3 separate regions of the Mus musculus genome follow, and all the other regions are linked to region 3. The links are chromatin loops, found by intact Hi-C in ENCODE. Cell type or tissue: left cerebral cortex. All regions are shown on one strand.

What was found. A loop is a pair of places that touch in the nucleus more often than their neighbours do. Peaks named below come from ENCODE experiments on the same cell type or tissue, not always from the same donor. Only the 100,000 strongest peaks of a DNase experiment are listed, where the experiment ranks them.
Region 1: it touches region 3 in a loop (20-fold over the local background); 11 of 42 quality-filtered maps call a loop at or near these places.
Region 2: a loop joins it to region 3, with 5 times the contacts of the local background. A loop is called at or near these places in 20 of 42 quality-filtered maps.

The regions. Positions count from the first base shown.
Region 1 is chr6:129,181,136-129,189,135 of GRCm38, forward strand. Clec2d (C-type lectin domain family 2, member d) reads left to right here. Exons shown (of 5, transcript NM_053109.3): 2 at 1,957-2,082; 3 at 3,000-3,178; 4 at 3,643-3,749; 5 at 4,732-5,400. The coding sequence ends at 4,876. Among named protein-coding and RNA genes, the nearest start is that of Clec2d, 4.5 kb to the left of the region's middle. In left cerebral cortex, no CTCF peak of the experiment used is centred here; a DNase peak (open chromatin) is centred at 760; H3K4me3 peaks cover 1,782 bases; H3K27ac peaks cover 1,323 bases.
Region 2 is chr6:128,965,389-128,973,388 of GRCm38, forward strand. All of the region lies in intron 2 of Clec2g (C-type lectin domain family 2, member g), which reads left to right. All of the region lies in intron 1 of Gm15987 (predicted gene 15987), which reads right to left. Among named protein-coding and RNA genes, the nearest start is that of Mir7649, 5.5 kb to the right of the region's middle. In left cerebral cortex, no CTCF peak of the experiment used is centred here; DNase peaks (open chromatin) are centred at 4,599 and 5,351.
Region 3 is chr6:128,887,316-128,895,315 of GRCm38, forward strand. It overlaps BC035044 (cDNA sequence BC035044), which reads right to left and starts at 3,809. Exons shown (of 3, transcript NM_001254946.1): 1 at 3,502-3,809. The coding sequence starts at 3,652. It overlaps Clec2i (C-type lectin domain family 2, member i), which reads left to right and starts at 272. Exons shown (of 6, transcript NM_020257.2): 1 at 272-351; 2 at 5,513-5,583; 3 at 6,301-6,426; 4 at 7,354-7,532. The coding sequence starts at 320. In left cerebral cortex, no CTCF peak of the experiment used is centred here; DNase peaks (open chromatin) are centred at 240 and 3,992.

The DNA of each region.
Region 1 (8,000 bases), 290 kb after region 3:
GTGAAGGAAACTCAGACAACAGCTTTGCAATGTGCATAGTGGCAGAAGTTGCCTGGGAAGCTTGGAGCTTGTGTTTTGCAGATCCATTGTAATTAAAATAGAATTGTAAGGGGGTGGCTTGGGGTGGGGTGGGGGTGGGGGGCGCTGAACCTACTCAGGACCAAATCCTTTCTGTTTTGAGCTCTTGATAAGTTACAGAAAAAGAATATAATGGGGTTTCCTACTTAATTCTTCAGAAAGGAAGCAAAATTGTGTTTCTTGTGTTTCAAACTGTCTATGCTCCATTATATTGTGTTCCTTTATTTTCCTTTTCCCCCTCATTCCTGTTTCTTCACATTAATTTTTTTTTTTTTAATTTGTGGAAAGACTACTGAATTTTGAGAAAGTAAGATTGACATCTATCAAAATACAAAATTCCCAACAAATGCTAATGTTTATCACTTAAACCAAGTATTCTGAAATAATAATAATAATAATAATAATAATAAATTATAATAAATTATTATTACTGAGGATGATGATGACTGACTGACTGATTGATTGATTGATTGATTCTTTGGCAAAGTCTCATACTTTACCCCAAGCTGGCCTGGAACTCCTGCTCCCTCTGCCTCAGCAGGGTTGACTTTTTAAAATCAAATACACAAATATTTAGCCATTGGAAACATTTCCTGAGAATGTGGAGCTTCTGTCTCAAGTGCAGCTGTTGCATAGCTAGCTGCAGGCATTTTGAAGCCTGTCTTGTGAATGTGGAGCTCCTGTCTCAAGTGCAGCTGTTGTATAACTAGCTGCAGGCATTACACAACTTCACTCCTTTGAAGCAGTAGCTTGTTTTATCATTGAAACAGTTTTTAAGTAAGCTAAAAACCAGGCCAGCAATACTTCATTTCTTTGGGTTTTTTGAGAGATCATTTCCAACATTACTTTTAAATAAAGACAGGAAAGTTATGTTCAAATTGTGCTATGGAACACATTCGAATTTAGAAGGAGATCTGTGTGTATACAGCAAAATTCCTGTTTACATATTAGAAGGAAACAGACAGTATCAGAATTATACTGGTGTAAACACAGAGGATTATCTGTAAATCTTACTCTTAATATCATATAAGAAATGCTGGTGTAGAACTCTAAATAAATAAAATTACCATTCTGAGTTTTTGAAATGCCCAATAACCATAAATGTGTTCCTTTAATTCCTAACTTGTTAAGAGTTCTTGTTATTTTAGACTAATATTATTTTTTTCACATGATTTTGGTAAGCTTGTTAAAATGCTCCCATATTTTTATCCATTAGTTATGTCAGTGTGTTCTATTACATTTATGTGCCTTTATTAATTTATTTACTGACTAGGTTCTCTGAGACTGATCCTTACATAGTCCAGGTTGAGTTCAAACTTCTAATGTAGCCAAGGCTAGTCTTGTACTCCTGACTCCAGCTTCTGCCTCCCTAGCACTGGAAATATAAAAGTGTACCAACCTGTTTGTCTCGTTGACTGGAGCAGGAGTTACACAGGTGGTTATGAGGTGCCCCTTTAGGAGCTGAGATTTAGGAGCTAACTCCTGTCCTCTAGAAGAGCAACAATTGATCTTAACTCCTCAGCCATCTCTGCAGCCTCCTGCTGATCCCAGTCTGTCCCCATCCTTGGCACTCAGTGTTATTCTCAGTCCTAGCCAGTCTATTCTTAGGGAGCAAAATCTATGAATAGCTTGGATGTTGTTTGCTTTCAGCCTGATCTTCACTCTTTCTGTTTCTTGTTTCTTCATTGGCCCTTTGTTCAATGACTGGAAGACTCCATGTTTCCCTTTCATCTAGTCTTCTGTGAGCATTAGACATCATTTATAAACCAGGACCTTCTGTGAAGGGGTTTGCAATGGGTGAATACAAGCCAAATCTACAGATAATTCTTTTTCTTTAAATGTTTTTTGAGATTGGTGTTCTCATATTTATATTTTCAGGTAAAATTCTCCAAGGAAAAAGGCACGGAACCATCTCCCCTGAGTCTTGTGCTAAGCTTTACTGCTACTATGGAGTGATCATGGTCCTCACTGTAGCTGTAATTGCTCTTTCTGTTGCTTTGTCAGGTAAGTGACTTATTCTCCAAATTATGTGACACTTTGTCCACATTCACAAGGTCAGTTATACTTACTGACCACTGTGACCCAGGCATTGTGGGAAGGGCTCTGGAGAAATCACACTGGAAATTCCTGTTCTCTGGGAACTTAGGTTCTAGCTGGAAGGTGCAGTGAAGGAACACACAGTCTGTGGTGTACACAGGAGTCTTGGCTTGGCATCTGTGAGAAGATGACATTCAATAAGCTCTCAACTGAGATGTCAGGGACATAAATCTCCTTGGGGAACTGTTCAAGGCAGAGAATAAAGAGAGGAAATTTCAAAGTAGGAACCTCAAAGGTGAGGACAGGGAAGAGTAATATGGCCAGGAAGATACAGTGCCTCCCACCATGACCTAGTTTAGTTACCAGGCTAAACTGAATTTTCAAAGTATTAAATGGAAAGTTTCTGAAGTAAGAAATTTATAGGATTTTAGTACCACAATATCAGAATAGTGCAATACAATCTTGCACTGTCCTCTTAAGTATTTGAAGTCATCCTTTAGTGCAATGTGTCTGCACCGTATATACTACCTACACAAAAGTTCTCACAGCAATCTCAATTATCAGGCTGGGTGTCAGTAGGTGTCCCTACAGAGTGCTTGCTGCTGTAGCAATCCCTACTGTAGTCAATGGTCATCCAAAAGCTCAGAAAGTGATATAGAAGTGATATAGTGTTATAGAAGTGCACTTCCTGGGAGCCCTACTGACAGTGAGCACCTGAGAGAGAATGGGACACAGGCCCACGGTGGGAGGCCTTTAGTTAAAGGCCCATCAGATCAGTTAGGAAAGCTATCATCAGATTCACACCTCACAGCTGAGCTCAGGAGGGTGTGCCAAAACGAGAGAAGACCTGCTTGCCATGATCCATTGTATTCTCTACATTTTAGCAACAAAGACAGAACAGATCCCAGTCAACAAGACCTATGCTGCTTGCCCGCAAAACTGGATTGGAGTTGAAAATAAATGTTTTTATTTTTCTGAATACCCAAGTAACTGGACATTCGCCCAGGCCTTCTGCATGGCACAAGAGGCCCAACTAGCTCGGTTTGACAACCAGGATGAGCTGGTAAGCAATGGGCAGGGATTGGTTTGTCTGTCTGTTCTGTTGAATATTATATTGCCTTGAGATAGAGAGTTACAGATGAGGCCTGAGGAAGGATCCCATCCCAAGCACATGGAGACATAGGGAATGTGAGTGTGTGCCATTTGCTGATGCTTGACTTCTGACTGGAGCCCTGAGACAGTCAAGAAACTTTCTCTCATGAAGTGTTCATAGTCAGTTGGAAGGTCAGATATGCCATTTTACTGGATACCTGGTGGTCATCAGTGTTTTCCCATATGCTGGCACTTGTTGTGTACAGAAGGAAGCAACTGTTAATAACTGCAATGGGAGGTTAACCCAGAACTGAGTAATGTGACCCTCAGTTACACCCTCCTGTTATCTCTAGAGGAATCTGTGGAGTGGAGAGATTCCAGGATCATCTGAAACAAAGAGACACATGTATTCTTGGTTTTTGTGTTTTATGACAGAATTTCCTAATGAGATACAAGGCGAATTTTGATTCCTGGATTGGCCTGCACAGAGAGTCGTCAGAGCACCCTTGGAAGTGGACAGACAACACTGAGTATAACAACACGTATGTTTTCACAAAGTTTTTCCTTCTATTATGTTCATGTGTTGTGATATGTGTGAGTTGTGGCTATGGGAGATGAAAGGCAGTGTCATGTGAAGCCAATTGTACTGGGAAGGAAGAAAAAAGAAAATGAACCCTTGCATGGAGGTGTGGCTCAGAGGTAGAGATTGTGTTTACATGCAACAGCCAATCCCCAGAAAACTCCACATTCCCACAAACTTAAATGCTTCGGAGGTTTTCCTGTTTATTGGCCGTCATTTTCAAAACTTCCACTTAGTGTTGTTTTACTCAAAATCTTTACTCTAATGATGGTGTCTGGGAGTAGCTATTGTTTGCTCTGGCTCCAACTTAAACATTTCTGTTGTTGATAAATGTCCTGTGAGGGATATAGACAGAGCCTTAGATGGGCAGTGGGGGCTCTGGAATCCCAGAAAGCCACTGCAGTATCTGCAAGCCTGAGATTCAGCTTTCCACTATTTGCATGTCTGCACCTGTTCAGGAAAGCAGAGACTCTAAGTACATTTGGAACCTCCTCTAAAGTCTCATCATCACTGAGCTCCCAAAACAGTTCTTGGGTTTGAGCTGTTTTCCTGGGATGGTAAATCACAGACTCAGTCACATCCATCACTGAAGCCCTTAGAGCCATTTATTAAGAAGTGGGCGTCCCCATATATAAAATGCCTAAAAACAGAATTGAAAATCACCCTTAGTCGGGTCACTCATGGCTGCAGTTCATTTGAACATGGCAGCGAGCACCAGCCCAATGCCTTGTACACACATTACAGGATTCACCATGGACAAATGACAAAGGAGTGGTGTACAAATCCTGAGAATATGAGACAGTAGGTGTAAAACTAATGCAGGTGATTCCTCAGGGACTTTTTGATTCATATTACCAAAAATCAGTGGAGACTGGTGAGATTTCATTGCAGGAGCAAATGCAGTTCTGGGTTCTGCAGGCTTACTGTTTTTGGTTTCTTTTCAGGATTCCCATCCGGGGAGAGGAAAGATTTGCCTACCTGAACAACAACGGGATCAGCAGTACCAGGATCTATTCACTTCGGATGTGGATCTGTAGCAAGCTCAACAGCTATAGCCTCCACTGCCAAACTCCTTTTTTTCCTTCCTAGCATTTACCAAGAGACGCTTTTTAGCCTGTTATCTGTGGGTGCTACTCTTTCCCCTATGGTCCCAAAGTGCTATCAAACCAGATAGAGAATATTTCTTAACATCAGAAATGAAAACCATCATTTCATTTCATGCAGAGATTGTTCAGTGGTTAAAATCACTGACTACTCTTCCGAAGGTCCTGAGTTCACATCTGAGCAACCACATGGTGGCTCACAAACATCCGTAATGAGATCTTCTGAGGTGTATGAAAACAGCTACACTGTACTTTATACTCTGCAATTTAAAGCATGAGGGACATAGGAGAGTTAGCTACCCCACACTGATGAGTCCCAAAAAGGACGAAATAACAGGCTAAAAAGCCTCTCTTGAACTCTTCATCCTTTCTTCTCCCTCTTGGTCTTTTTAAAGACCAGGTCGCTGAGGAGAAAGAGATGGAGAAATGGGGGAAGGGAAGGGGAGAGGGACATGATTGGGGGAGGGGAGGGGAGGGAAATTAATAAAAAAATAAAACCAAAATACTACATTTGTACGGACTTCATTTATGCTTATTGCTTGTATGTTCGTATATATTTACCCCACCTGTGCTGAGCAGACAACGCAGAGACAGCTCAGACAGAGATCAGACAGGACCAGAAGGAATCAGCTCCCTGCTTACTGTGAGTGGTGATGTGGATGCTGGAAATGGAGCAAGAGCAAGTGCCCCTAACTGCTGAGCCATCTTTCCAGCCTTCTTGTCTCCCTTTTATTGGCACTGCTGATCAAGCTTTGCAAAAGTAGCATGTATCCCTGCAGTTTTTGTAACTTTTTTTTAATAAGCTCTTGCCTAAATCTGTGACCCTCCTTAAGTAGCTGGGGTCACAGGTGTGTATCACCACACCAGCCATTCTGCTTCTTATTATTAAAGACCAAGAACATTTTTAAATATGCGTCGATACTATGCCTGCATGTGTGTCTATGTAAGGGTGCCACATCCTTTGAAACTGGAGTGACAGGCAGTTGTGGCTCCCATATGGGTGAATCAGGTCTAATGCCTCTAACCACATATACATTTTGAGTAATGTATTGTCTTTATTTTAAAGCCAGGCTTTATTATTTATTAGGTGAATGAAAGCATATTTCACTCTGAAAATGACTTTCTCAGCCCCCCCCCATTAGTCCTAATAACACTCTTTACTTCTAATTCATTTTACTTCCTACATCCAATAGAAAGGTAGACTGTGTTCCCTGGGATGGTTCAGAGAAATAAATGTTTTATACCATTAGATTGTTTGCTCTTAATTTACAGAAGAAATGTGATAGGCCTATGAACTTAGCTAACCCAGTAATATTGTACACAGTAGACTCAAAGAAATAGGTGTACTAATATTAATTCCTATGATTCAAATTACTCAGGGAAATGTTTTGCCAGTGTCCCTATCTGATATTTATATTAAATACATGGTAAATTTCCTTCCATTGCTCTCTGGAAATAATGCTGAAAGGAACAGCAACTTTTCATGAGCATTGGCCCTTCTAAGGGATCTATCTCCAAGATGTCAGTGAGCTGTTCAAAACAGTCTCTCTCTTTCTCTCTCTCTCTCTCTCTCTCTCTCTCTCTCTCTCTCTCTCTCTCTCTCTGTGTGTGTGTGTGTATGAATTTATCACTAGTTTAATGAATCATAACAGTATATAGAAAAATTTCCTTCCTTCCTTCCTTCCTTCCTTCCTTCCTTCCTTCCTTCCTTCCTTCCTTCCTTCCTCCCTCCCTCCCTCCCTCCCTCCCTCCCTCCCTCTCTCTCTCTCTCTCTCTCTCTTTCTCTCTCTCTTTCTTTTTCTTTCTTCTTTTTCCTTTTGAGACAGTCTTACTATGTGGAATAGGCTGGCCTCAAACTCACAGTCGATTTCATTCGATATTAGAATGGCTACTCCATCTTGTTTCTTGGGGCCATTTGCTTGGAAAATTGTTTTGCAACCTTTTACTCTGAGGTAGTGTCTGTCTTTGTCACTGAGAAGAGTTTCCTGTATGCATCAAAATGCTGAGTCTATTTACATGTCCAGTCTGTTAGTCTATGTCTTTTTATTGGGGAATTGAGTTCATTGATATTAAGAGATATTAAGGAAAAGTGATTGTTACTGCCTGTTCTTTTCGTTGTTATGTTTGTGTGGCTATCTTCTTTTGGGCTTGTTGAAAGATTACTTTCTTGCTTTTACTAGGGTGTAGTTTCCCTCCCTGTGTTGGTGTTTTCCATCCTTTGTAGGGCTGGATTTGTGGAAAGATATTGTGTAAATTTTGTTTTGTCATGGAATATCTTGGTTTCTCCATTTATGGTAATTAAGAGTTTTGCTGGGTATAGTAGCCTGGGCTGGCATTTGTGTTCTCTTAGGGTCTGTATGACATCTGCCCAGGATCTTCTAGCTTTCATAGTCTCTGATGAGAAGTCTGGTGTAATCCTGATAGGTCTGCCTTTGTATATTACTTGACCTTTTTACCTTACTCCTTTTTATATTCTTTCTTTGTTTAGTGCATTTTGTCTTTTGATTATTATGTGACAGGAGGAAATTCTTTTCTGGGCCAGTCTATTTGGAGTTCTGTAGGCTTCTTGTATGTTCATGGCATCTCTTTCTTTAGGGTTGGAAAGTTTTCTTCTATAATTTTGTTGAAGATATTTACTTGCCCTTTGATTTGGGAATCTTTTCTCTCTTCTATACCTATTATCCTAAGGTTTTGTCTTCTTATTGTGTCCTGGATTTCCTGGATGTTTTTAGTTAGAAGCTTTTTGTATTTTGCATTTTCTCTGACTGTTGTGTCAATGTTTTCTATGTTGTCAGAGACTATCCCATTAGAAAGTGAGCCCTTCACAATCTCCCTAACAGGCCAAATGGCCTTGTACTAAGAGCTGGTTATCACCCCCCTTCCTCCCTATTCCTTTCTTGGCACCTGAGGCTGTTAAAACTGAAATATAGTCCCCTCTTCCCTATCTCTTCCTGAGTTCCCATGCCATCCAAGGACATGAGTTACGCCTGAGCCCAGCCTGACCCCCAAGGCTGTCAAGGAGGATCAATGTTCCAGAGATAAGCTCCAGAGTGCCCGCTGCCTGGTGCCTGACTTCGGCCCCCATGTCAGCAGATGCCCACTTCTTTGTT
Region 2 (8,000 bases), 78 kb after region 3:
GATGCCAACTAGCCTTCCTGTGACAAAACCAATTTTCCTATTTCCCTTTGGGCACCCAGAAGGGAATTCTTTACCCCAATTCAGCTAAAAGAAAGCAAAAGAAGATTGTTGTCCCAGTCCTTTAGGTTGGGGTGGATGGTTCTGGTTATTTTATGAATTGGAGATATGTTGTCATTTTAAGGGATAATTTGCTAATGTTGTAGCTTTGGACAGGGAGGAAACTAGAGAGCTTAGACTCAGGGATTTCTACCTTTCCTTTCCTCTTATCTATCCTTCCGTCTTAGGTAAAGTAAAGAGGAGTAGAAGAGAAAAAGCCAGATATAGTAGTATCATAGAAATTAAAGGAGTAGGCAAATAGGGATATGTAATCAAATTTAGTCTTAGACAAAACAACGAATAGCCACATCTTACATTGGTTGAAGTTTTTGTAATTGATGCAAATTAAAGTTATACATTTACATTGGTACACAATTTATAGATTGATATAGATCTAAGGTTTTCTTTATTGTGAATTTTTTATATTGATGCAAAGTTTGAAATTAATGTGCTTACTCTCTGACAGGCATTGTGTCTATGCAACTTATGTCGACTATAATGCTTAGATGCAGTCCTTCTAATAACTGACATTACAAACTGCCTAGGATGATTGAGTAATGCAAGTTAAAGGCCAAATAGTAAACTCATAGTTACATTATATTCTGATTTGATTATGAGTTACTCAATTAGAAATGACTAAGAATAGTTAGGATTTAACAGTTCAGCTGTACTTGACATAGATAGTCTTCAAAAGCATCAGAAGTCCACAGAATATGACATTTAAGGCCATTTCATTATTAAAGATCATTTGAGTAGAGACATGTCTTCTCCTGAGAGCACCCCCTTCTTCGTTCAAAGAAGAAATTGAGCATCAGTGGGGTTTCTCCAGTTGTGGCCAGATAGACTCTGGTAAGATTTGCCCCAATTCATCTATAGACAAAAATACTGTCCAGGAAAAGGACACACTATGTGGAATTTTTGACTGATAACTCTGTCAAGACAGGGTAAGCAGTTCTTTATAATTCTGCTTTACAAAGGTCTGTCAGATAATCCTGGCCAGAAGGCTGAAGACTGATGCTCTAACATTTTGAGGAATGAGTGACGGTCCAGGTTAGTTAGCTGTCTCTACAAATTGGTTAAGTTTTGGAAGTTATTTTTTGTGATGTTTAATTTGTTCATGGATTCTTCTGGGGGTTGAAGATAAGTTATAGTTTCATAGTACAGGCAAGTTGTTTTGTATTGAGATAGATGATATAGATTTGAGAGGATGGTTTTCAGATGGTGAAAGAAGCTAAAACCAGAACACAATTCAGGTAGAGATTTGCAAGTTCTTTAAGTTAGGATTGGTGGTAGAGTGCTTTATCTAAATTGACACATATGATGGCCTGGGTGTTAAGTGTATCTTATTCTTCATAATTTGCATGACTGGGATGATTGAGATCAATTTATACCTGAGAGAAAAAAGTCTTTTAATTGGACAAAAAGGAGGAATGTTGTGGGTTGCCCTGGGGCAGTTTGTACTCTGATGTTAATTCTGCTTTCTTAAGAGGGGCTACCTTGAAAATGAGTGGATCACATACTCAAGTGATTTCATGTGACCATTCTCCCCATTTTAACTTGTAAAATAAAGGCTAAAGCCTATGATTGGTCAGTGGAAGGGAAATGTGAGGCTGGGGCTTTTAGAGAGTAGAGGAAGAAGGATGGAGGAGAGGCGGTTAGAGGAAGATGAATCAGAATCACATGGCTTGGAGAAGCCGCTGGTACAAGGAATCTCATAGCTGGGGAACAAATTAATGTAGCTCTATATCTACCCAATCTATCCACACACCTTATAAATATTGTAACTGAGTTGTGTGGGTTTTGCACAGGCTTATTGGGGTAGAGATTTATTGCAACACAAGAACACATCCAAAGGATCATTCAACACGACCAAGTAGGCTTTATCCCATGGATGCAGGGATGGTTCAATATTCCAAAATCCATCAACATAATCCACTATATAAACAAAGTCAAAAAATATCATATAATCATCTGATTACATGCTGAAAAAGCCTTTGGCAAAATACAACACCCCTTCATGTTAAAATTATTGGAAAGATCACGAATTAAAGGCACACACCTAAACATCATAAAAGCATTATACAGCAGAACAATGGTCAACATCAGGTTAAATGTAGAGAAACATGAAGCAATCTCACTTATAATCAGGGACAAGACAAGGCTGCTCACTCTCTCCACATCTATTCAATACAGCAGTTGAAGTTTTAGCTAGAGCAATTAGACAACAAAAGGATGTCAAAGGGTTACAAATGAGAAAGGAAGAAGTCAAGGTATCGCTATTTGCTGATGATATGATAGTATGCATAGTTGATCACCAAAATTCTAACAGAGAACTCCTACATCTGATAAACAACTTCAGATAAGTGTCTGAAATAAAATTAACTCAGACAAATCAATATTCTTCCTCTACAGAATGGATAATCTGTTTTTTTTCTTTCTTTCTTTTTTTGGTTTTTTGGACAGGGTTTCTCTTTATAGTCCTGGCTGTCATGGAACTCATGGTGTAGACCAGGGTAGACTCGAACTCAGAAATCTGCCTCCCTCTGCCTCCCGTGTGCTGGGATTAAAGGCTTCCACCACCATGCCCAGCTAAAAGTAAGCATTTTCAACAAATGGTCATGGTCTGTATGTAGAGGAATTCAAATTGATCCATTTTTATCTCCTTGTACAAAGCTGAAGTCTAAGCAGATCAAGGACCTCAACATAAAATTAGGAACACTAAATCTAATAGAAGAGAAAGTGGGAAATAGCCTAGAACATTTTGGCACAGGGAAAATTTCCTGAACACAACAGAAATGGCTGAGGCTCTAAATTAGCAATTGGCAAATGGGACCTCATGAAACTGGAAAGCTTCTGTAAGGCAAAGGACACTCTCAACAGGACAAAATGACACCCTACAGATTGGGGAAACATCTTTACCAACCCTACATATGGTAGAGGACTAATATCTTAGATATGCAAAGAACTCAAGAAATTAGACTCCAGAAAATTAAGCAACCCAGTGAAAAAATGGGGTACAGAGCTAAACAAAGAATTATCAACTGAGGAATCTTGAATGGCTGAGAAGTACCTACAAAAATGTTCAACATCCTTAGTTATCATGGCAATGTAAATCAAAAGAACACTGAGATTCTACTTCATACCAGCCAAAATGGTTAAGATAAAACAACTCAGGTGACTGCAGTTGCTGGTGAGGAAGTGAGAAAGAGGAACTCTCCTCCATTGCTTGTGGGACTGCAAGCTGATGCAACCATTTTGGAAATCAATCTGCCAGCTACTCAGAAAATTGGAAATAAGTATTCCTGAATAACTAGCTACACAACTCCTGGTCATATATCCAAGAGATGCTCCATTATCCCACAAAGACATTTGCTGAGCTATGTTCATAATAGCCTTTTTTATAATAATCAAAAGCTGGAAACAATGCAGATCTCCCTCAATGGAAGAATGAATACAGAAGATGTGTTACATTTACACAATGGAATACTATTCAGTTATTAAAAACAAGGGCTACATGAATTTTGCAGCAAATGGATAGACCTAGAAAATATCCCAAGTGAGGTAACCCAGACCCAAAAGGATATACATCATCTCTACTCCCTGATAAGTGATTATTTGCCCAAAAGCTCAGAATACCCATGATACAAGTCACAGACCATACGAAGATTAACAAGAAGGAGGCCAAAGTGTGGAAGGTTCAATCTCACTTAGGAGGGGAAAAAAATAATCATGTGAGGTAGAGACAGAAAGGGACCTGGGTGGTAGAGGGGAGAGAAACGGAAAAAGGGGGTGGTCAGGATCAAGTGTGAGAAGAGACAGGAGAGAAGTCCAAAGGACTGGCAGAAGGAATAGAAATATGTGGCACAGGGGGTGGGGTTGGGGAATGGAGGGAGGAGGAGAAACCACTAGAAAGTGCCAGATCCAGGGATGCAAGGGGCTCCTAGGACCCAATGGGTATGGCATTAACTGAAATGCCCAACAGTGGGGAGGTAGAATCTGTAGAGACCACCTCCAGTAGATAGATATGGCCCCCCCAGTTGAGGGATGGGGCCACTCACCCTCAAAAATTTTAACCCAGAATTGTTCCTATCTAAAGGAAATGCAGAGTCAAAAAATGGAGCAGAGACTGAAGGAAAGGCCACCTAGAGAATTCCCCCCCCCCCAACTTAGAATTTATTCCATCTGCAGACACCAAATCCCTACTATATTACTGATGTTAAAATGTGCTTGCAGACAGGAGCCTGGTAAGGCTGTCCTCTGAGAGGCTCTGCTAGAACCTGACTAAGACAGATGCAGATACTCACAGTCAACTTTTGGACTGAGCCCAGAGACCATGATGGAAGAGTCCGGGGAAGGACTGAAGGAGCTGAAGAGTATTGCAACCCCTTAGGAAGAACAACAGACTCAAACAACTGGATCCCCAAGAGCTCCTAGGGACTAAACAAACAACCAAAGAGTATACATGGATGGGTCCATGATTCCAGCTAATTTGTAGCAGAAGAGTGAGTGATTCATCATGTGTCAGTGGGAGTGGAGGCACTTGGTCCTGTGGCAGCTTGATGCCTCAGAGAAGAGGAATGCTAGAGGGGCAAGGAAGGAGTGGGTATGTGGGTGGGAGAGAACCCTCTTATAGGCAAAGGAGAGGTGGAATGAGGTGAGAGGTTCATGGAGGGGAGATCAAAAAGGGGAACAACATTTGAAATGTAAATAAATAAAGTAATTAATAATAAAAAAAGAAATTGTTGACAACAGTAAAGTTTTGGTGAGGCAAAAAGAAAGGAGTCAGGCAAAGTAGAGAAAGGTTGAGTATGGCTAGTGATCTTCTGAAATGAATAGAGTTGTATTTGAGATGCCCCCACCCCCAACCCCCCATCCCCTGTTTATATAGAACCAGCGTCCAAAGGCACAGCTGAATGGTAGACTTCACACTTCTCACGTACAAGTTTGATCTGAATTTGATCCCTAGCACCACACACAATAAAAGTGCCTTCCACAAAAAAAAAAAAAAAAGCATTTTTGTACCTGCGAAATCTAAAACATTTCTCAGCTCTGTTTCTTTCCTTTGCAGTCTAGCATGTATTCCTGACTTCTCTAATCCCTTCCCAGTGTTTTAGTTCTAAGGGAGGGTGTGGTCTGACCTACTTAGAAGGTAGGCACCCAATCACTGGCAGCTTACCAAGTTAGCTGATTTGAAAATCTGACCACAAGCTCACACGCTGTCCGAAAAGTTTGTTCATTCATCAGAAGCTCATTGCTTCAGCAAGAAGATAGTGGTGCAGAGCCTCCCATGCCAGATTGCTTGGAAACAGGAGAAAAACTCTAAGTATTTAATGAAATGCTAACTAAACTAAAGTGGGGGAGGCTTCCTCAGGGGAGCTGGATCTTGCTCCTGTTAGCCTGCCACAGTGGGTCTCTATAGATATGCTGAGGCTAGGGTGGGGTGGAGGGTAGTATGGGAGGCTGCCCTCACATTCGCCATTGCAAGATGGCGCTGACATCCTGTGTTCTAAGTGGTAAACAAATAATCTGCGCATGTGCCAAGGGTAGTTCTCCACCCCATGTGCTCTGCCTTCCCCTTGACGACAACTCGGCCTATGGGCTGCAGCCAATCAGGGAGTGACACGTCCTAGGCGGAGGATAATTCTCCTTAAAAGGGGACGGGTTTTCGCCATTCTCTCTCTTGCACTCTTGCGCTCTGGCTCCTAAAGATGTAAGCAATAGAGCTCTTGCTCTCTGGCTCCTGAAGATGTAAGGAATCTTTTGCCACAGAAGATTCCGGTTTGTTGCGTCTTTCCTGGCCGGTCGCGAACGCGTGTAAGAGGGTAGGAGCTCTGCTGTGGTAGGAAAGTAATCATGCCACTCTGTGCTTTCTGGTATGGCCTGTGTTACTTAAATGTGTTGGGGGAAAGTGCAACCAACAGAGAATTTGTTAGTACCTCTTTCCAGGGTTTCTCCAGTTTGGACTCCACTAACTTACAGAAAGTGCTATAAACAAATGGCTCCCAACATGCCTAGAGGCTGGGATTTACTGTGCTCAATTGCTGTAAGTAAACTGTAGCAGAAGTGGGTGTTGTTGGTGTCAAGTTTGAACAAGGCCCCGTGCCATCACCCCCACCACCAGCAGATTTAGAGATACCCTCAGATACTCCTTTGGGGAAATGTCTGTGTGTCTCCCATTGACTTGAGGGCCTGCACTCACACTTGATCCTGAGATCCCTGCTACTGCAGAAGGATGTGGTCCTTTTGAGTTTGTAAATCAAAGCAGGTGCCCAGATTCCTGGAGGGTTGACTAGAGGACCTTGGGCTTGCTCTGGCACACCTTGCCACCCAGCCCACACCTAAAGTGCCCCTCCTCCACACCTCCCTACAACTTTCCTTTCAGGCTCCCATAACACATGGTGCACTCCCCCTTCCCCAAACCTCCAAGCTCTCAGAATTTCTCTCTTCCTGAGGACACTGGTATCAGGCAATATACTCTTTCTGGCCTTAAATGACTCTTGTGGCATCAGGGAAGGATCAGGTGTTTTCCAGTAGGGTGGGGGTGGGAGATTTATCCCATCCACAAATCCATCTACAGTTTTAGTTCACTGGGTGCTGGGAATGAACCAAGCCCTCTCTCTCTGCAAGAGCAGCAAGCTCCCTTCCCTGTTGAGCCATAACTTTACCCCCACTTTAATACTTTTGTTTAGGAATAAAATATCAAATTTCTTGAAAAGCAGAGTTCACAATTGTTGTTAGATCACGGGCCTAGTGGAAGCCTAGGGAAACCAGACAAGCTCCTTCTTAATGGACAGCTTAGCTGCTATGATGATTGGAAACAATGTTCTGGGAGGTGGGGGACAGGCCGAGGAAGAGGGAGATCTAACCATGCCTCCCTTCAACCCTAGGGCCCTACTCCATGCCATCCTGTGCACACCTAAAGTACCCCCCTCCACAGCTATCCTGGTCCCTTAAACAGACCCTTAAACAGAGTGTAGAATGGGGTCTCCTTGAGGTGTGATCTGCTTGCTGCCTCTGACTGTGAGGTTCCACCAGGTTCCACCAAGTCCCATAGTCCTCACAGTAAGCCATAGCGCCTGCTGTGTTGGGAAAACTTAGAAAAGTAAAGATTTCCTTTGTTCTTCAGACTTTTCTATGGGTTAAAAATGGTAGCCAGGTCCTCACAGCACAGGCCAAGGGACATAAAGCAACTGAATTTGGTGACAGTTACTGTATCTAATGTTTTCACCTCCTCTGACTGATACCCAAAGAGAAAGGTCATGAGTAATACTACTGTTTCTCAGATAAGCCATGTGCTTCTGAGGGCAAGTAGTCTAGATGAACACTAGAGCGCCTTAAGAGAGTCCATGACTGAGCAATAAGATGGTGAGGTTCTAAAATGGCGACTTTTTTCATCACCTTCCGGACCTGAGAACAAATCTTGGCTACTTAAAACAGGCCTGTGCAGCCTTTTCTCCTCTCATTGGTGCCCCTGCCAGTGAGCAAATCCAAATAGTTCAAGGCCAGAGCAGGATGTGGTTTTTGATTGACACAGTAAGATGAACGAACTTGCTCTTTGTTTCATTATGGTGAATATATTCAAAATCACTTGGGCTAGCTTTAGAAATATGGTACCTTGTTGTGAGCAGTATTCATCCTACTGTGTCTTTGAACACCAAATTTGATACCACTTTGAAGAAATTAATATCTGTTCTGTCTCTACTTCCCTCCAGCCTCTGGCAAGAGATATTTTTACTTGCTTGTGTGTTCACAATAGCCAGCACATGGAACACACTAACAGGCTTCTCTGCTGACTGAATAAGCCAATTTGAGCTGAATTAAAAGTAGAAAAGCCTATTTGTTTCAGAACAGTTCCAGGGCAAGTTCACTGGTCTCAGGGGACAAGACGGAAGTCCTGTAGGCTA
Region 3 (8,000 bases):
GCCTGGTCTACAGAGTGAGTTCCAGGATATCCAGGGCTACACAGAGAAACCCTGTTTCAAAAAAGTTACTTTTTGTACCTTGAAATCTAAAATATGTCTCAACTCTGTTTATTTCTTTTACAGTATAACATGCTCCCCCTCCCCCCACCCCGCCGCAGTTTTTCAGTTCCAGATCTAGGTAGGCACCCAATCTCTGGCAGCTTATCAAGTCAGCTGATGTGAAAATCCGCCCACAACTCACAAAATATAGAGGGAAGACAGAGGGGAAAAAGGGGCGGGCTCATTGCTTCAGCAAGAAGATAGTGGTGCAGAGCCTCCCATGCCAGATTGCTTGGAGACAGGAGAAAAACTGTACGTATTTAATGAAATGCTAACTAAACTAAAGTGGGGGAGGCTTCCTCAGGGGAGCTGGATCTTGCTCCTGTTAGCCTGCCATAGTGGGTCTCTATAGATCAGCTGAGGCTGGGGTGGGGTGGACGGTGGGAGCTCTGCTGTGGTCGGAAAGTACCGATGCCACTCTGTGCTTTCTGGTATGGCCAATGTTACTTAAATACGATTGGGAGGAGTGCAACCTTTTGAGTTTGTAAATCAAAGCAGGTGCCCAGATTCCTGGAGGATTGACTGGAGGACCTTGGGGGTGCTCTGGCCCACCCTGCCACCCAGCCCACACCTTAAGTGCCCCTCCTCCACACCTACCTACAACTTTCTTTTCAGGCTCCCACAGCACTCCCCCTTCCCCAAACCTCCAAGCTTTTGGAATTTCTCTCTTCCCAAGGACACGGGTATCAGGTAATACTCTTTCTGGCCTTAAATGACTCTTGTGGCATCAGGGAAGGATCAGTTTTTTTCCAGTAGGGTGGGGGTGGGAGATTTATCCCATCTACAAATCCATCTACAGTTTTAGTTCACTGGGTGCTGGGAATGAACCAAGTCCTCTCTCTGCAAGAGCAGCAAGCTCCCTTCCCTGTTGAGCCATGACTTTACCCCCACTTTAATACTTTTGTTTAGGAATAAAATATCAAATTTCTTGAAAAGCAGAGTTCACAATTGTTGTTAGATCAATGGCCTAGTGGCAGCCTGAGGATACCAGGCAAGCTCCTTCAGAGTGGACAGCCTAGCTGCTAAGATGATTGGAAATACTGTTCTGGGAGGTGGGGGACAGGTCGAGGAAGAGGGAGACCTAACCATGCCTCCCTTCAACCCTAGGGCCCTACTCCATGCCATCCTGTGCACACCTAAAGTACCCTCCTCCACGGCTATCCTGGTCCCTTAAACAGACCCTTAACCAGAGTGTAAAACAGGGTCTTCTTGAGGCAGAGTAGCAGGTATGATTGGCCTGCTGCCTTTGACTGTGAGCTATAGCCAGGTTCCACCAAGTCCCATACTCCTCACAGTAAGCCATAGCACCTGTTGTGTTGGGAAAACTTAGAAAAGTAAAGATTTCCTTTGTTCTTCAGACTTTTCTATGGGTTAAAAATGGCAGCCAGGTCCTCACAGCACAGGCCAAGGGACATAAAGCAACTGAATTTGGTGAAAGTTACTGTATCTGCTGTCTCACAGTGGTCTCTCTAGAAGCCACCGCAGCTTCTCTAATGTTTTCACCTCCTCTGACTCATACCCAAAGAGAAAGGTCGTGAGTAATACTACTGTTTCTCAGATAAGCCATGTGCTTCTGAGGGCTAGTAGTCTAGATGAACACCAGAGGGCCTTAAGAGAGTCCATGACTGAGCAATAAAATGGTGAGGTTCTAAAATGGCGACTTTTTTCATCACCTTCCGGACCTGAGAACAAATCTTGGCTACTTAAAACAAGTCTGTGCAGCCTTTCTCCTCTCATTGGTGCCCCTGCCAGTGAGCAAATCCAAACAGTTCAAGGCCAGAGCAGGATGTGGTTTTTGATTGACACAGTAAGATGAACGAACTTGCTCTTTGTTTCATTATGGTGAATATATTCAAAACCCCTTGGGCTAGCTTTAGAATTACGGTACGTTATTGTGAGCAGTATTCATCCTACTGTGCCTTTGAACACCAGATCTGATATCACTTTAAAGAAATTATTATCTGTTCTGTCTCTACTCCCCACAGCCCCTGGTAAGAGATATTTTTACTTGCTTGTGTGTTTACAATAGCCAGCACATGGAACACACTAGTAGGCTTCTCTGATGACTTAATAAGCCAACTCGAGCTGAATTAAAAGTAGAAAAGCATATTTATTTCAGAACAGTTCCAGGGCAAGGTCACCAGTCTCAGGGCACAAGGTGGAAGTCCTGCCCAGGCTATGGCAGGGAAGGTGTTTTTATAGATTGTTGGTGAAGGAAAATGACCTGTCTGCCACAAGCTGGGCTTGAGTCCCAGCGTGGTCACCTAGGCTGGGGACAAGGTTGCTACAGCTACCATGAATGTGGAACTGGGCTTTGGGTGCCAGGGCTGGGGTGGTGGGAGGTGTGGGGTATGGGCCAAGTCGGAGGCTCCAACCAAACAGACATCAGCATCTATCAGTGGATGAGTGTGGAAAACCTGTGATACATACTCCCATATATACTGGAATACTATGTACTAGTAAGATAGGATGTCTTTTGTGACAACATGGCTGGACCTGGGTGACATGCTGAGACAAATTAGTCAGGCACTGAAAGGCCAACATTGTTCATCAGTTGTAGAGGGGTTTGTTAGCTAAAAGCAGACAGGAGTTTACACTCTTTTCTTCGATTTGGAAAGATTTTTGAAATCACAGTGCAGAACCTGAAATCACAATGAAACCAAACCACTCCTTTACAATCTGAAGGGGTTTAGAAATCTCCCAAGACTTCCTTTCTATAGGGAGTGTGAGGAGGGCTGAGGAGGGCTCCCAGCAGCACATGGCTGAGAGGTGCTGGGGCTGGAAATGAGCACAGGCGAATTTATTATGCTATCATTTTATATTCTGTAGAACTAGAAAGAATTAAGGCTGGGAGTTCTGTGTGGATCCAAAATGCAAAAGCTCAGTGCTTAAAGCCTTCTTTCTAATCCTAAGGCTCCTTTCCCTCCTTGTTAATGTAATAGAAGCTTTCTGGTATTTTAGGTGTGCGAAAATGCACAAAATGCAAGGATTAAAGTCAGTGAAAACTCTGTAAAAACTATAATTAGCACTCAATAAAATTAATTCATTTGGTATACATTTCTGTGAATTTTGAAAACATATAATCAGGTGTTCTTCATTAAGATACATAGGGGCTGGAGACTTGGCTCAACCACTGAGAGCATTTATTGCTCTTGCTAAGGACTGAGGTTTCACTCCCAGCACACATATGGTGGCTCAACACCCACCCCTAATTCCAATTCCAGGGATCCAATATATTTTCTAAATTCCTCTAACAGTAATCATGCATGTAGTACACTACATACATACATACATACATTACATTCACACATTCTTACATTTAGCTGACAAAGCACTCTTAAATGTAAAATAAATAAGACTAAAACAGTCATTTTAAAAATATATACAGACCCCCTACCCTACCTGTTTCCCCGTTGTCTGCTGCAGACACTCTCACCACTCCTCCGCCACAGCCATGAGTAGTCACCTTTCCAGATGACTTAAAATGGGTCCATGAAGCAGAGAAGTCCCACAAGAGTTCTTTCAGCTTGTCACAGCAATGCCTTCTGCTCATCACTCACAGTGCAGTGCTAATCAGTAGTGTGTCAGAAACATGCACTGCTGGTGAGATGCTGAGGGATCATACCCATAGCATCGCCTACACAGAATCATGCTCTGAGTTCAGAAATTTTTAAGAATCTCACCAGCAAATACTATGCAAAGAGGTTGTGAAAAGCTGTCAGGAAACTTCTAGAGAAGTGATAGGAGGAAGTGAATAGTGGCAGTTGGGGGTCTCTTCACAAAGGAAACTGGGACTTCCTGTAGCTCTCTGACCTTTGCATGAGCTTACTTTCGGGTTAGTTTAGGGACACTTTGGGGAAGAAGCCCTTGGGACATTTGGCCTGTTAAAGTGGCATGAGATAAGGCAAGCACAGGCATGTGTTCCAAGTTGTTTCTTGTGTTGAGAGGTTTACCTTGTCATCAGCTTGGGGATATTTTAATGGTCACAAATGTGTCATTTTCACAGGGATCCTTAAAGCTGCTGCAAATATTCACATAAAGATGTCTTGCAACTTGAATTCCTTTCCAGCATGGGAATATGTGGGTAGGATGGGAGCATATCACATTTTACACTTACAAACAGCTTTGTAGAAGCTGTAAAATTTAGCCTTAAGAAGTTGTTAGTTCTACCTCAACATGGACATCCACATCAATGTATAACCATCCTGTTATGCAGACAGTGATTTTGCTCTTAAATCGAAGATGATTTTGCCCAAGACAAGTTCACAAACATTCCCTTACTTTTCTAAAAATCAAATGACTTTATGATATTAAGTTTTGTGCTTGGATCTCTATGTCTACAAATGGACTGTAGAAATTTATGCCTATTTATTTATTTATTTATTTTTTTAGGAGACAGATAGAAGGTTGTTTCAGTAGCACACACGGGAGTGATGCCATCTTTTCCCTGTCTAAAGACTGTTCATCTCTGTTAAGTGTCTCTTGACCACCCACATGTGTTTGACCTCATTGTGGAGTCCTGTTTTCTGCTGTGTTGTTTCAGTGTCTACTCTGATGCTAGCACCAGGCTTTCATTCCTGTTCCCATGAGAACATGAGACATCAGGTCAGGCCTTGTGATCTTTCTGATTTTGACCTCTTCATTCTCAGAATAATTTTTGACTATTAATTTTTGACTCTTTTTAATTTTCATATTACTTCTCATACAACTTGGTGCTATGATTTTTTTTTTTCTGAAGGCAACTACATCTCTGGAATATGTTACACATATATGTGTGTTCAGAAATTGTTGACATGAGCAATATGGAGTGTTCTAGTTCATTATGTGTTTAGCGCTGCCTTGATTTCTTTCTTTATTTCAAAAATGTAACATGTACGAGTGCTTCGCCTGCATAGATATCTATGGATTGTGTGCATTCCTAGTGCCCACCAAGGTTAGGAAAGTTCTCAGACTTCCTGAATATGGATTTACAGAGGCTTGTGAGCTCTTATATTGGTTCTAGATTTAACCCAGGTCCTCTGAAAGATCAACAAATGTTCGAAACCACTGAGCCAACTTTCCTTTTTATTTCTTTATATATTTACATGTAGTTTTTGTTATGCTGACTATGAACATCCTATTTTTAGATTTGTAATTTTATGTTTTTTTGGCATTACTGTCTAAGATATTAATTTCCACTTGACAGGACAATACAACTGATTTTACCATGCTGTCACCCTGTCCTGCAGTTTTATAAACTCATTTTTTTTTTTTTTTTTTACATCCAACGGTCTTTTGTAGATTTGTTTGGATTTTTATGTAGATAGAACCCTGTCATCTGTGAAAAGAAACACTTTCACCTGTTTCTGAGAAGCATAAACCTCCTTTCGTTCTTTAAGAGACTCATTTTATGTATGTGGCTGTTTGCCTGCAGGTTTGTACATAACATGAATGCCCAGTGTGTACAGAAGCCAGAAGAGGGCAATGGACCCCTTGGAACTGGAGGTGTGCAATGTTGTAAGCTACCTTCAATTCAAGTCCTCTGGAAGAGCTGAAAGAGATCTTAACAGCTGAGCCATTCTCCAGACACCTGACCCTATTTCTTTGTCCTGGCGAGCACCTCCTGGGAAAAGTCTACCTGGAGTAATGAGCAGACATCTGACTCTTGCTCCTGATTGCTGGGAACACATTCATAATGGCACCATTGAGAGTGCAGCTGACTGAAGTTGGACTTACTGCTTTGTTTTTAATGGATGAATTTTGTAGGGTTGAAGAAGTTCCTTTCACTTCCATTTTCCACATATTTTTGTTGTTTATTGAGATATTTCTAATTTTTCCTCTTTTCTTATTTTGTAATACATCTAATTACATCAATTTATTTTCTAGTGTTTCTACAACTCCTTCTAGCCAGGGCGCTTTTTATGGAGCCAAAACCAGATTTTTGTTGTTTGCATGTCACTGGGATCTCCACTCCGTCCATTTTTGCTCTTCCATTATTCACCCTGAGTTCAGTGATCAGAAGTCTCCCTGGCAGAAGTTCTGTTTCCATCCTCTCTAGACTTCTTTCTACCATGGACATCCTTTGTGGACCAGGGCCTTCTCTAAAAGGGTTGGCAGAAGCCTTTCAGGAACTGATAGGCAATTGTAAAGCTTTGTGGTGAATTTATTTTATTTTCCTTAAGAAATTCTTAAAAATTATCATTCTTATATTCATATTTTCAGGTAAAATTGTCCAAGGAAAATGTTTCAGAATCATCTCCACTGTGTCTCCTGTTAAACTTTACTGCTGCTATGGAGTGATCATGGTCCTCACTGTAGCTGTAATTGCTCTTTCTGTTGCTTTGTCAAGTAAGTGACTTATTTTCCAAATTATGTGACACTTCGTCCACATTCACATGGTCAGTTATACTTACTGACCACTGTGACCCAGGCATTGTGGGAAGGGCTCTGGAGAAATCACACTGGAAATTCCTGTTCTCTGGGAACTTAGGTTCTAGCTGGAAGTTGCAGTGAAGGAACACACAGTCTGTGGTGTACACAGGAGTCTTGGCTTGGCATCTGTGAGAAGATGACTTTCAGTAAGCTCTCAACTGAGATGTCAGGGACATAAATCTCCTTGGGGAACTGTTCAAGGCAGAGAATAAAGAGAGGAAATTTCAAAGTAGGAACCTCAAAGGTGAGGACAGGGAAGAGTAATATGGCCAGGAAGATACAGTGCCTCCCACCATAACCTAGTTGAGTTACCAGGCTTAACTGAATTTTCAAAGTATTAAATGGAAAGTTTCTGAAGTAAGAAATTTATAGGATTTTAGTACCACAATATCAGAATAGTGCAATACAATCTTGCACTGTCCTCTTAAGTATTTGAAGTCATCCTTTAGTGCAACATGTCTGCACCGTATATACTGCTTACCCAAAAGTTCTCACAGCAATCTCAGTTATCAGGCTGGGTGTCAGTAGGTGTCCCTACAGAGTGCTTGCTGCTGTAGCAATTCCCACTGTAGTAAACGGTCATCCAAAGCTCAGAAAGTAATGCTGTTATAGAAGTGCACTCCCTGGGAGCCCTACTGACAGTGAGCACCTGAGAGAGAATGGGACACAGGCCCAAGGTGGGAGGATTTTAGTTAAAAGCACATCTCGCTCAGGAGAGGAATCCTACAGATCAGTTAGGAAAGCTACCATCAGAGTCAGACCTCACAGCTGAGCTCAGGAGGGTGTGCCAAAAAGAGAGAGAAAGTATGTTTGTCATGATTCATTGTATTTTCTACATTTTAGCAAAAAAGACAGAACAGATCATAATCAACAAGACCTATGCTGCTTGCTCAAAAAACTGGACTGGAGTTGGAAATAAATGTTTTTATTTTTCTGGATACCCACGTAACTGGACATTTGCCCAGGCCTTCTGCATGGCACAAGAGGCCCAACTAGCTCGGTTTGACAACGAGGAGGAGCTGGTAAGCAAGGGACAGGGATTGGTTTGTCTGTCTGTTCTGTTGAACATTACATTGCCTTGCAATAGAGAGTTACAGATGAGGCCTGCGGAAGGATCCCATCCCAAGCACATGGAGACATAGGGAACGTGAGTGTGCACCATTTGCTGATGCTTGACTTCTGACTGGAGCCCTGACACAGTCAAGAAACATTCTCTCATGAAGTGCTCATAGTCAGCTGGAAGGTCAAATATGCCATTTTACTGGGATACCTGGTGGCCATGAGTGTTTTCCCATATGCTGGCATATGTTGGGTACAGAAGGACACAACTGATAATAACTGCAGTGGGAGGTTAACACAGAACTTTTCAGGCCACAGAGGAATGTGACCCTCAGTTACATCCTCCTGTTATCTCTAGAGAAAGTTGTGGAGTGGAGAGACTCCAGGATCATCTGAAACAAAGAGACATATATGTTTTTGATTTTTTTGTG